3 separate regions of the Mus musculus genome follow, and all the other regions are linked to region 3. A link is a loop called in an ENCODE intact Hi-C map of the cell type or tissue named here. Cell type or tissue: gastrocnemius. All regions are shown on one strand.

What was found. Hi-C counts contacts between places; a loop is a spot of excess contacts. Peaks named below come from ENCODE experiments on the same cell type or tissue, not always from the same donor. Only the 100,000 strongest peaks of a DNase experiment are listed, where the experiment ranks them.
Region 1: it touches region 3 in a loop (2.0-fold over the local background); 2 of 42 quality-filtered maps call a loop at or near these places.
Region 2: a loop joins it to region 3, with 5 times the contacts of the local background. A loop is called at or near these places in 7 of 42 quality-filtered maps.

What each region holds. Positions count from the first base shown.
Region 1 is chr9:59,128,074-59,130,573 of GRCm38, reverse strand. No RefSeq gene overlaps it. Among named protein-coding and RNA genes, the nearest start is that of Neo1, 93 kb to the right of the region's middle. In gastrocnemius, no CTCF peak of the experiment used is centred here; DNase peaks (open chromatin) are centred at 463, 736, 1,079 and 2,318; H3K27ac peaks cover 1,652 bases.
Region 2 is chr9:59,011,967-59,014,466 of GRCm38, reverse strand. All of the region lies in intron 1 of Neo1 (neogenin), which reads left to right. Among named protein-coding and RNA genes, the nearest start is that of Neo1, 23 kb to the left of the region's middle. In gastrocnemius, a CTCF peak has its summit at 945 (motif pointing left); no DNase peak of the experiment used is centred here; H3K27ac peaks cover 427 bases.
Region 3 is chr9:59,245,587-59,248,086 of GRCm38, reverse strand. No RefSeq gene overlaps it. Among named protein-coding and RNA genes, the nearest start is that of Gm33053, 12 kb to the right of the region's middle. In gastrocnemius, a CTCF peak has its summit at 1,190; no DNase peak of the experiment used is centred here; H3K4me3 peaks cover 272 bases; H3K27ac peaks cover 1,342 bases.

The DNA.
Region 1 (2,500 bases), 120 kb after region 3:
GTGTCTTTCACACCTCAATGTAAAAGGAACTTCCTTTTCTCCTTAGCCATCTGTCTTCTTTATTCCCCAAATACCTTTCAGAAGCCACTCACTGGCCAATATATTGTCTTTGCTTAAGTGTTTATAGAGCCCATACTTAGCAGGAGAAAGATACAGATTAGTTTGAGCAATTCAGAAAAGTTTCTTCATTCAGAAATAGACCTTCTCGCCATATACGGTGTTTGTACTGTAAATGCACAGTTCCAGAGCCTTCCTGATGGTTAACAAGCTCCATTCTTATTGTGAAGGGCCCTCGTCTCCGCCCTGAAGATGAAGAAGGCATATAATCTTTCATAGAGAAGCCATTTCCAACTCAGGATGGAGATAAGACCAGGGTCCAGCTGCCCACTTCCTGTCACCGGCCTTGCACACTGACCATGGTGGCTCCAGTCCCAATCCCTGCTGTTCATGTGTGCTCTGAAAAGACAGTCCCACAGCTCAGCTCTCTTTGTGACTGTGGAGATTAATAGGACACAAGCTGAGTGTCTTCTCGTTACACCATACCAATAGAGCCAGCTTGCTGATGCCCGATGGGGGAGCCCAGAGGTGAATCTCCCTACATGAGCTGTCAGTAGCGTACTTCAGACTTCTTGGGAATGTGGAGGACCCATCCAAGCAGATAATATTGAAGACCCAGGGTCCCTAGTGAGCGCCAGGCCAGCTGGTTGCAGCAACAGGATCTCCAAGGAGAGCATTTCAATAATCTGGCCTGGATTGCAGCCACAGGCTTGAAAGCCTGCTGGCTACAGGCTGCATCTGTCACCTAGCTCCAGCTGGGATCATGGCTGCCTCTTGGGTGGTATGAGGAGATGTAGTAGCGATCGTATAGAAGCTTCTCGATGCTTTTGTCCCAGTCAGTCAGTTATGGAAGAGATGCCAAGTGTGGAGCTAGGCCCACCTTCTTACCTTTGGTGGCTTTGTCGAAGGTTGGTGCTTGGAGCCCAGTTATATGACCTTGTGCCTGTCTGCCTGTAAAAAATGTGGAAAGAGGCACTAGGCAACTCTTCCTGAGTCATTTACCTAACACCACATTTTCCTCTCTGTGCCAGAGAATGTCCTGGGCTTCTCACCAAACATGGGGGGAGGTTTGCAGGCTATGCTCTAGTTACTGCCCAGCATACTGCCCTCTTGGAGTATACTCAGTAGTCTGTTTTTCCTATTCTAATCTAAAGAGGGAATGCATTCACTGTCAGTTACTCTCCTGTTACCATAGTGACTGTGCACACAGTCCACTACACTTAACTAAACCTGTCATTTGGGAAAGGGGATTCCTTTTAAATAGGGTGTACAAAAATTCAGAGGCAAGGGGCAATGCAAGGAGATGGTTCAGAGGATAAAGCCCTTTCTACATAAGCATGAGGACCTGAGTTCAGATCCCAGAACCCACATAAATATTAGATGGTATTGTGTTTCTTTCCCAGAGCTTAATATGGCGAGATGCAAGATGGAGACGTTTTAGTAACTTTTCTATTGCTGTGATAAAACATCATGGCCAAGGCAACTCATAAAAGAAGCTTAATTGGACTTACAGTTCTAGAGGATTAGAGCCAGTCCATGATGGTACAGTGAGGGCATGGTAGCAGAAGTGGCTAAGCGCTCACATCACACACTGAAGGTAGGACATAGCACAAAGGGACTCATGCCAGTCTTGAAGCCTCAAAGCCTGCTCCCAAAGGCACAGTTCCTTAAAGAAGCCATACCACCTAGTTTTCCTCAAACAGTTCCACCAACTGGGGACCAAAGAGTCAAATAGATGTGCCTATAGGACCATTCTCCCTCAAACCACAAGACAGGAGAATCCTCAGATGTGTGAGGACCAGATATCGTGGTGTACACAGCAGCGAATGAGAGACCCTGTCTCAAACAAGGTAAAAAGAGATGAATCATACCTGAGGTTGTCCTCTGACCTTCATACACATGGCACATGACTATATTCTCCTCATCCCTTCTATCTTTTACACACAAATGCAAGAGGATCTTTTTGTTGAACTATAGCCTCATTCTACATTTGGGGGTTCAACGGACTCAATAAATCAGCTGGCTCAGGTTGTTGCATCTGCTGAGCACACAGATGAGGAGTTCAAAATTGGGGTGGGGACTCTCTGTCCTCCATGATACTTTGACCTGTACAGTTTAAGGTGGGTGGTGGGGACAGAAGGGGAGGCACACATGAGATCCTGGTGTTGTTGCTCACCTTATGTTCATGAATTTATTTCCTGCTGAGAGTCAGATGTATCTGGCATGAATCCCACTTCTCTGCCAACTTCACTTTCATGTCTGGGTATCAACAGACCATGCAAAATATCCCCACGGTTCAGCTGGATAGGAACCAAGAAAATGTGCAGCCTCTGAGCTGACCTGGGACAGATCTTTTTGAGTCTAGGGCCCTGATCTTAACAGGCTCATGCCCATGTCTGCAGAAATGCCAAGGCCTATCAGATTCTGGGTACTATTTTTTTTT
Region 2 (2,500 bases), 230 kb after region 3:
CTAATGAGGAAGCCGAGCAGTTGACTATAGAGCAGCAGCTCTGATCTCTTGGCTGTGACTCCTTTGGGGGGGTTGAACAGTCCTTTCAGAGAGGTCTCCTAAGGCCATCAGAAACACAGATATTTGCATTACTATTCATAACAGTAGCAAAATTATAGTTATGAAGTGCCAGTGAAAATAATTTTATGGTTGGGGGTTGCCACAACATGAGGAACTGTATTAGGAGGGTTGAGAACCACTGCTATAGAGTGTGGAGTGGCCAGGGATGCTTTCTCTGGCATCAGGGCCAAGGTAGTGAGTACGTTAAGGTGCTGTCTTTGGATTTAAAGATACATTTTCAAGTAGTGGTTTCAGTAGCATTTTGAATTAAATAAGGAATCCCAAGATAGTATATTTTACTCAGAAATTTAGTAATATAATTTCAGAATCGTTTTATTGAAAAAATTGAGTCATTGTGTTAATTAACAGATCGCTTAAGAGTTAGGAGTTTTATCAGTGAGCCTTTCTCTGAACACAGAGTAAAGATATAAGTCTCGGTTTCTCTGTCACAGCGTGTTAGCTTGGAAGATGATTCTTCTCTCTACTTCATTTTCTCATCCTCTGGCTCTTTCTGTCCCTTCTTTTTCATCCCTTGTTCTCTTCACTTTTGGATTCAAAACTCTCTTGTACTTCTGAGGATTTTGAATGACCACTGAAGATAACCACATTTTAAAATTGTATTTGCTCTGTTCTCCTTAAACATGACTGGGTGTTCTGCATGTCTGGAGACTCTTATTTACAGTTAAAGGAGAGTGCAGTATTTTTAGAGCCAGTTCTATCCAGCCTGCGGTTGGCTAACCAGCTAAGTTTCAAATACGCTTACAATTACTTAGCTTTTCCTAAAATTCCTTTCTGATTGGCCTGATAACATTTCTAGAAAGTTGTATGTATCTGCCACCTGGTGGTGAAATGGTATAGCAAATGTTAACTTTTAGAACTGTAATACTATTTAAGCTCTACTTAAGCTCTCTGGATATGTAGCATTTTCTTACCCTCCTTTTTTTGGTTGAGAAGATATTACTTTAATACACTACTACAGGAACATTTTGACTAATTTGTTTTACGGTGACTTCTTAGATTATAGGTGACTTCTTAGATTATGAAATTTGTATATTCATCAGTTGCATAACTTCTGACTTCTTTGAAAGCATGTTTCTATTTAGTTTGGAGAGATGGGAGCTTTTAAGAGTATTGTTGATTGTAGTATTTCTAAAATGAATAGTCATCAACTCAAGAAAAAGTAAAGTTGATAGAACTAAAGCATTTTGTGGGGGGGCAATAATAACATATTTAAAAAACTTATCCTCACTGATCCTCAGGTTTATTAATACAGCTAAGCTGTGCTAGGATTAAAGACCGGAATAGTGACTAATAGAAACATTCTTGTTTTCTCAGTGTTTATAGTCTAATTAGAGAAACATTGTTACTACAGGGGTTACATATATATATATAAGAGAGAAGTCTCATCCAGGCTGTTAGCAGGGGAAGTTTCTCTAAGGAAATGGCATTTCAGCTTGGGTGTGACAGACATAGACTCAGTCTAATGTGGAAAGCAAGTTGGCAGTTGGGAGGAGTTAATAGGGAAGTTGGGGTTCTAGTGAGAGAGAGGGACTGTGGTATGAATTAAAACAATAAATTAATTCAGGACCATGCAGGGTGTATCACATGTGGATGTCAGAGAATCGACTGTCCTTCCACCAGGTGGGTCCTGGGGGTTGAACTCAGGTGAGCCATATCACCAGCCTCAGTCACTAGTCAAAGGAATCTTAGGTGTGCAGCACATACATAACATGAGTCATTTTGTTTGTTTTAACTTGTGGTACTTATCTTATCCTGTAAGTCATTAGATGTATGACCATAGAAAAGTTAGTAATTTTTATTTCGTGACCTATAAAAATGAGGAAAATAAAATTATAGGGTTATTAAGAGGATTAAGAGGTAATTTTCGTAATGTCTTTTTTATTATGTTCTTTTCCTTCTGCCCAACATGGTGTTTTAAGGATATGGCCATATTGCTACGAATACATCTAGTAAGTTTCCTCTAATTACTGCTCAGTGCTTCATAGTGTGAGCCTTCTTACCTAGGGTATGAATACCTAGGTTCGTTCTAACTCCCACTACCTCAAATACACTGGCAGTGGGAATTCTTCGTCATGGATCCTTTGCAAATCCTGGAATGGTATTTTTTTCCATTAATTAATTTATGTATTCACTCGACATCTCGATTGCAGCCTTCTCCCCCTCCTCCCAGTTTTCCCCTTACATAGCTTCCCCCCCCCCCCCCGGGGATTGGGGGTGGGAGGTCCTGCCTCTTTCCCACTCCCATACTAACCTACCCAGGCACTTCAAATCACTGCTGGACTAAATATATCTTCTCCCACTGAGGCAAGACAAGACAGCTCACATGTGGAGCAAGATCCACATGAAGGCAACAAAATCAGGGTAAGCCCCCGTTCTGGTT
Region 3 (2,500 bases):
GTAAGACTAGTGAGGTTTTTGTGGGGCACATGCTGCCTTGGCCTTTCATATTGCTTGTGTATTTGTGATGGGACGTGGCGTGTAGACTTCTTATATTGGTTGTGTTGCTGATGTGAGATTCTAGGCTGCCTCAGACTGGACCAGAGCAAAGATGTTTGACCCAGGCTAGGCCTGTGGGTCAGGATTAGGTGGTCTCACCATATTGTTGGTGCATAGATGTGCCACAAGGGCCAAGCCTAGAGGTTGGGACTATGCACAAACTCAGCACTTCTGTCTTGAGCTGTCTGGACTGCTTACTCTATTGAGGCTTTGGGTTGGGTCTGGGAAGATTTTCTGGCCCCATCTTGGATACCAGAGCCTCTGGTTTTCCTTAGTTCCAAGTTTGTTCACAGCCTGCCAAGACTAACCTCTAACCTGCTCCAGCAATTTCACATTTATTTAGAACCTGTCGATCTCCACTGATCTCTAGAGTGTGGGTCATATTCTGACACCTGGGTCAATATCACTCCATAATGACGACAGGTTAATGAAGGGAGGTTCAGACAAGCCTCTCTGGGTAGGAGTTTCTTTCGTAGCTGGGAAACATTGACACCTGGGATGAAGAGTTACAGAGGGCCCTGTGCGTTGGTTTTTCTTGTTACGCTGTAGGACAATATTCACAGGAAGAGACTTAAGGACATTTTACTTATTAAAGTCTGTAGTCTGGATTTCTCTAAGAAAAGAAAAAAAGGAGTATTTGATAATTTGAGACCATATTTCCACATGTCAGTGGAGGCTGGCCCCACTACGTGGGCAGTGTCTACTGCAGTTTGCCATGGTCCCGCTAGCACATCCTGCTGGGTTATTCTTTGAGGACAGAACCATTGGACCTTTCTTCTTCCAGTGCTCCTTCTCTCTTCCTCCCCCATCCACAGCCTCCTCATTTGCCCCCCCCCCCATCGAGCCTTTATTTCTTACTAAACCCTGGGCCAGGCACAGAGAAAGAGAGGAGGCCGATGAAAGAGGAGGGAGGATAGGGAGGGCTATTGAATAGCCATTTGGCACAAATGGAAAAGCAGGGTCTAACTCACTACATGAACTGGTCCAGCAAGAGTTTGGTAGCTTGTTCAGCCCCTCCCCACACCTCAGACTTGTTTCAGGAAGGAGTTGCCCTCCCCACCCTCTGTACTTCCAGGACCCAGGGAGGTCCATCCTTACCAGGTGAGGGTGCTGGGGCCTAGGGTTTCAGCAAGCCAGTTGGAGAGTGTCCATGTGTCGGGGACAGGACAGCTGGGCACAGCCTCCGTGTCCTGGCTGCACACCTGTTGGAAGTTATATTTGGAACAGTAAATCTTGGGGAATGAAGAGAGAGAAGCCAAAGGAAAAAAGTGGGGGTTCGGGGGAGGGGGGAGAAAGATGAAGCCCAGAACAGGATGTTAACACTGGAGTAGAAAAGCCACAGCCTCCTCTGGGAGGGCTCCATAAGGGTAAAGGGGGGATGATGGGGCTGTGGGCAGGGGTGGGGGAGGGGCAGCGAACCCATACTGCAAACTGCAGTCAGAAAAAAAACTGGCTGGGAACGTGACTGGGGAGTGGCAACTCTGTGCTAGCGCAAAGGCATCTCCTGAGAACCATATATATAAAATATAGCATATAGAATATAGAATATAATGTATATACATACATAGACACACAGATAATTATTTTCCCTGTGTGTGTTTCTGTGCGTGTGGCATGTGTGCAGGTGTGCATGCACGTGTGCATGCAGGCCAGAGGTCGATGGTAAGTCTCTTTCTCTAACTCTTTTCACCTTATTTCCTGGGACATGGTCTCTTACGAAACCCGGACTTAGGCTAAGCTGCTGGCCAGCAAGCTCCAGGGATCTCCCCACTTCCCAGCACGGGGCAGGCAGACACAGGCCTGCCTTTGTACCTGGATGTTTACGTGGGGCTAAGGATCTGAATGCAGCTCCCTATGCTTACACGGCAGGAACTTTGCCCAGGGAACAGTCCGCCCAGGCCCTAAAAAGAAACCTCTTCTAGAAGTGGGACCCATCCACTGAGAAGCAGGGTGGACGCTTTGTATTCTCACTCCCTTTCTGGGTTCCTCTAGCGGGGGCGGGGGGGACACCCTCAAATGTTACAAAGACTTCAGCCACATGCATTCCCATCCATTAGTCGCCTTAATAGAATATAAACATACACACGGGTTCTTTCTGCTACAAAAGAAATCTCCCGAAAAGTTAAAAGCAAGTCAGTAACTTTATCACACTACAAATGTCCATCCATTGTGTGGGCAAGGGAGGTATGAGCTATTTGCATTGAATACCAAATTTACAGCGACCTGGAGGCCCAACACTCAGGGATTAGAATGTGAGAATTATGCAAATCTGGATCACTGTAGGACTTCCACTTTAACCTTGCAACCTAAGATAAGCTACAAGCTGTAATGGTTAAGCTAATTTAAAGAGAAAGTTCTAGTGCAAATAGCAAGAACAGCAGCCAGGTCAGCAGAACAGGGT